Linked DNA regions of Homo sapiens: region 1 is linked to region 2. A link is an interaction called in ENCODE POLR2A ChIA-PET data of the cell type or tissue named here. Cell type or tissue: HepG2. All regions are shown on one strand. Each heading gives the region's core, and the rest is flanking DNA. Links, peaks and the distances in the headings are about the cores only.

Evidence for each region. ChIA-PET counts read pairs that join two places held together with the same protein. Peaks named below come from ENCODE experiments on the same cell type or tissue, not always from the same donor. Only the 100,000 strongest peaks of a DNase experiment are listed, where the experiment ranks them.
Region 1: POLR2A ChIA-PET joins it to region 2 with 5 read pairs; 4 of 35 experiments call an interaction of 5 or more read pairs at or near these places.

Annotation. Positions count from the first base shown.
Region 1 is chr10:22,273,630-22,276,554 of GRCh38, reverse strand. No RefSeq gene overlaps it. Among named protein-coding and RNA genes, the nearest start is that of COMMD3, 41 kb to the left of the region's middle. In HepG2, for the core only: no CTCF peak of the experiment used is centred there; no DNase peak of the experiment used is centred there.
Region 2 is chr10:22,446,131-22,449,055 of GRCh38, reverse strand. It overlaps LOC105376449 (a long non-coding RNA gene), which reads right to left. Exons shown (of 4, transcript XR_001747392.2): 2 at 67-331. Among named protein-coding and RNA genes, the nearest start is that of LINC03027, 9.7 kb to the right of the region's middle. In HepG2, for the core only: no CTCF peak of the experiment used is centred there; a DNase peak (open chromatin) is centred at 1,805.

The DNA.
Region 1 (2,925 bases), core at 183-2,682, 170 kb after region 2:
CAAATCTGAATTCCTCTGTGTCGTTTTTCAGTGAATTCCTCCTGTGGCTATCGAAATGTAACTTCTCCCACTCCCAAGAAGAACCTTCAATCCTATCCCGTTAGACTCCTCACTGCATGGGAGTGAGCCCTGTTAACTCCCACTCCTGTTATTTTGTTTTTTCTCTTCCTCCAGCTGATACCACCTTTTTGCTCTAAGTTTCTTGTGGAAATCCTATTCATCTCTTAAGTGCCTACTTGAAATTCACCCTCTCCTTGTAATTTTATGGTAGAACATTGGCACTTATTAATTGCTTTCTTTCTGAAACTGCATTTATAATTTACAATGCTTTTCGTAACTTAATTTCATTTAAAATGATCTCTGCTGTTTAATTGTTTGTACCTAACTAAATTATAAGCTGTTTGAATTCAGGAATATATATTTATATACTGATATTTAATTATGGTTAGTTATAGTTACATAATCACCAAATAGCAGCCTAGTCAAGGGCTGGGTACATAATAGATATTCAGTAGGTACTTATTGATGGATGGATTGGTTGGGTGCAGAAGTATATTCTTTAACTCTGAGTGAAATATAAACTAATTTGTTTTTAAAATTTTGTTTAGGTAACATATACATCTAATTTTATTTTTCATATCATTTTGAAATGAACTGAATGCCTATTGTCTACCTATATCACTCAATTTTATTTTTATTTTTATTTTTATTTATTTATTTATTTTAAGACAGAGTCTCACTCTGTCACCCAGGCTGGAGTCCAGAGGCACGATCTTGGCTCACTGCACCCTCCACCTCCTGGGTTCAAATGATTCTCGTGCCTCAGCCTCCTGAGTAGCTGGGTTTACAGGCGCCTGCCACCACCCCGGCTAATTTTTGTGTGTTCAGTAGAAATAGGGTTTCACCATGTTGGCCAGGCTGGTCTCTAACTCTGGACCTCAGGTTATCTCCCCGCCTCGGCCTCCCGAAGTGCTGGGGTTATAGGCGTGAGCCACTGCACCTGGCCAATTTTAAAGTGATTTCTGGGGATATGATCCCTCTGCAATGAAAATAAAAACAAAACCATACTTTGATAACTCTTTCTTGAAAATTCACTTAACATACAAAATCAGCTTAAAATTAGAAATTGAAGACAATTTGATAAACTTAATTTTACACTATTTAGAAAAGCCTGGTAATCCGCTTTTGTCAGAAATGAAGCCTTTTTTGAATTATAGATTTTGTCAACATATTTTATTGAATAATAATGTCAAGTTTTTTAGAAAATAAAACCAGATAAATTATGAAGAAGGCTATGCAAGACTCAATTACAATGTAAAGAAATGCATCTTCACTAAGACAGTTTCTCTCAGTGCTAAGTTGATAAATATTGATGGGTAGCAATCCTTTGGAGACTACTGTATGCTGCAAGCATAGGTGCTCCTGAATAAAATACTTACAGAGTCCAAGAAGTTTATCTGAAGTGTAAAAACACTATTTATTTATTTATTTATTTTTGAGCAGGGTCTCGCTCCCGTCACTCAGGTCGGAGTGCAATGGCATGATCACAGCTCACTGCAACCTTGACCTCCAGGGGCTCAAGTGATCCTCCCATTTCAGCTTCCCCACTAGCTGGGACTACAGGCACGTGCCACCATGTCCAGCTATTTTTTTTTTTTTTGGTATTTTTTTAGAGATGAGATTTGGCCATGTTGCCCATGCTGGTCTTGAACTCCTGGGCTCAAGCCATCCACCTGCCTCAGCCTCCCAAAGTGCTGGGATTACAGGCATGAGCCACCATGCCCAGCCTAAAAACATTTTTATGTGGAATCTAATTTATATGTAAGAAATAGTTATAAGCCCTTTTAATAGATAATTGAAAGGTGAAAATAGGCCAGATGAAACAGCCTGGACAGAAACCTCGTCTCTACTAAAAATATAAAAATTAGCTGGGTGTGTTGATGGGTGCCTGTAATCCCAGCTACGTGGGAGGCCGAGGCAGGAGAATTGCTTGAACCTGGGAGGCAGAGGCTGTAGTGAGCCGAGATTACGACACTGCACTCCAGCCTGGGCGATAGAGTGAGAATCCATCTCAAAAAAAAAAAAAAAAAAGAAAGGTGAAAGTGAAAATACATTTATGGTAACAATTATAGCAAACTCAAAACTCACAAGATGTAAATTAATGAGGCTTCACATGACTGGATATTAACAGCAATAAAAGTGTTCAACATGTAATTCTTTTTGTTTTTCCAAATAGTATTGTAAAACTTTCATAGCTTTTATACAAGATGACTATCTAATTAGGTGACATAAGGAAGAGAATATTTTCCTTTCCTGTGAAAGTCAAAACTAAGTCTAAATTTCTATTATCATCATAAAAATATTATTATAAAAATGGCAAATTTTTATCAGCCTGGAAAAGCCTTAGTTCAGGTTTGATTTCTGGAGCTCACAGATGAAGCTGGAAAAGCTTACCGTGTTCTAGGTGCAGCATTAGGTTCTGGAGTTGCAACATGTTTATAACATTTACAATACTGTTAAGAATTTCACAATTGGAAAAAATTATGCTAACAAATTTTCTGCAATAGGAAAAAGAAAAGAATTATTTTTTTGACTTTAGGATTCATGGGTTAAACTTACATGTCAGTTGATAATAATGACTAACTGATTAATTAGAAAAAATTCAGAAGCGTGTATAATTTTCACCTTATAATAAATCAAGAGCTGGCTGGGCGCAGTGGCTCACGCCTGTATTCCCAGCACTTTGGAAGGCCAAGGCGGGCAGATCATGAGGTCAGGAGATCGAGACCATCCTGGCCAAAAAGGTGAAACCCCGTCTCTACTAAAAATACAAAAATTAGCTAGGCGTGGCGGCACATGCCTGTAATCCCAGCTACTTGGGAGGCAGAGGCGGGAGAATCGCTTCAACCAAGGAGTTGGAGGTTG
Region 2 (2,925 bases), core at 266-2,765:
CCCTGGCATATATTGGGCATGCAACAAATGGTAGATAATATTATTAGCTATTATTTAACGTCTCACCTGTCAAGTCACATGGCAGCTTGAGTGGGGAGCCTCATCTCTGATGAGATTGCACTGACACCATGAATATGGCCACATCAGAAAAATGTTCCTTCATGACCATAGGAATCAGGCAGGTGCCCATGGCCTGGGAAAGGGGTGCAGAGAGTCATCTGGTTGTGTTTTTCTCTCCAAAAATTCTGTCCTCTAAAACCATCAGGTGTTTTGACTTGATCCCAGGATTCTAGGAATTTTCTTCCACGGGTTGTTAGTTTCTCCACTTGTTCTGCAGCAAGACCACAGAGTAAAACCCAAAATGCATAAACTTTTCTGGTTAATTTATCATTTTCCAAATTTAAATCTCATTTTTTTCAACCTTGACCCCAGTCTTTGGCATCATTCCTTTTCTCCCGTTTCTTTGTGTAGTTTGAAGCCTGCAAATGTGTTCTCAAACATTTTTCTTAAATGATTACTCAATAATCATAGATGGTCAGTCCCAAAGGTGAGTTTAAAATATGTTGGCAAAGAGCTTTCAACTCCTGTCCTGAGCTGACACTTGGATGATTTGCTGAGATTTTCTAACAAACATTTATTAAATATCCACTTTAGTTAAGGAGTTGTGAAGTCCCCAAAGATTAATAGAAGGCTGCTCTTAAGGGGCTCACACAGGCTCGCATCTATGATCCCAGCACTTGGGAAGGCTGAGGCAGAAAGATCTCTTGAGCCCAGGAGTTCAAGACCAGCCTGGACAAGATGGAAAAACCCAATCTCTACAAAAAATTTTTAAAAAATTAGCTGGGTGTGGTGGCACACACCTGTAGTACCAGCTCTTTGGGAGGCTGAGGTGGGAGGATCGCTTGAGCCTAGGAATTTGAGGCAGCAGTGAGCTGTGCTGGTGCCACTGCACTCCAGCCTGAGTGACAAAGCAAGGCCCCACCTCTTAAAAAAAGAAGGGAGTGGGGTGTTCACAGTCTTGAAGAGAAAACGATTAATCAGAGTACAAGGAGGGAAAGAGTATAAACCAGGGTAATAGGCATCCAACTCCCTGCTCCCCCTGCTTACAAGCTGTGTGACCTTGGGCAAGTGTCTTATTTTCTCTGAGCCCTTCTTCACTATTTCGTGCAAAATGGAAATAGTAAAATTCTTCGTGACTGTGTATCAGGTGGGTTAAATGAAGCAACACCTGAAAAGCACTTAGCACATTAGCTGACAGAGTAGCCATTCAATAAAGCTTGGGTCTTAACCTTCTACACCTGCTTCCCAGTTATACAGCAACACACACATAGACATACGCCTGAAAAACTCAGATATATTTAGAACTAGGAAATATTTTTAATTAATCTAAAAACTTAAAACTTTTACATATGATACTGCTATTTCAACTAAACACTCATTTAATGACCACCATCAGTTACAAGGATCAATGGATTCAGAACATCCATACTCTTGGGGGTGGGTCAGGGGAGGCAGGGTACTGAGCCCGCATCCTCAGACTCCACTGGGCGAGTCCAAAAAAGAAACACAAGTTTTGACACACAATCTTTAGGTTTTGGAAAATATTTATCATAAAAAACAAAGGCAATGTTAAATTGAAGATACAAATGATAAAACATTTAATATTCTTTCTAAGTAACCCATGTTGTGTAAAATGATTCAGCGAAGCTTTTTTTTTTTTTTTTTCCAAAAGCACTGCCCATGTCAGTATCACCATACCTTGTTAAACCACACTGATAAGCACCCTTGGAAACCCACTGTTTAACTTACAGAACTTTGGACTTTGTGGAAGTGAACAAACTTCAAAATCTACTTATTGCTGACATTGTTGGTGATGGTGCTTAGAAACCGTTTCTCCAAATTTGCTTTGCACCTAAGAACTGCCTGCAATGAGTAATAATATTAAAATAAAGTAGCTTGCTAATTGATAGGTTATTATGTAGACATCACTTTGAAAAACACATGTTCCTAAATGGATTTACTTGTTTTTTTCTAAATGATGTCCCTTTGGGGAATATTTTAGCATATATATAAATACATTTTAAAAATTGCATATAACCATACATTAAACTTAAAAACTTTTTCACATTGAGGTGAGGAGTAATCATTTTAACTGTTATTAAAATACTATCAGAAAATGATTATTTTTGTTTTTAAACAACACAATAAAAATTTCAAGCATACATAACAATATTTATATAGTGACTCTTTGTATGCCGATCACTCAGCTGCAACAACTACCAATCCCAAGGCCAACCTTGCCTCATTCACACTCTTGTCCATTTCCTCCCTCCCTCATTATTTTGAAGCAAAATCCAGATATTATATCATTTCACCTGTAAATGTTTCATTACTTAACACTAAAATATAATGGCTACTCTCTTGTCAAAATAAGTATAACATCATCATCATCATGCTTAAAATAACTAAGTCTTTCATGTTATCAAATATCCAGTCAATGTTTAAATTTCTCATTGTCTCATAATGTCATAATTTACTTTCTTAAAAACCAGATCCAAATATAGTACATGCTTTGCAACTGATTGTTATGTCTTCTAAGTCTCTTTTTAATTATAGGCCATCTTCCATCTCTCTCTTTTTTTCCCTCTTTGTAATTTATTTTTCAGAAAACTGGGTTGTTTGTCCTAAAGAGTTTCCCCTCTTCGGGTTTTGCTGATTGCATTTTGGGGTGATGTTTTACATCTTTCTCTGCACTCTATTTTCTGCAAATTGATAGTTGGAAGCTTTATACATATGTAAGATTTTTAAGGGTTTTTTCTTTGGCTTTTATCTCCTTTCATTCATTCAACTTTTACTGAATACCTACTATGTGTCTGTTACTGTGGGTTGCTATGAAAACAAAAATGCCTCAGAAGCTTAGCTATG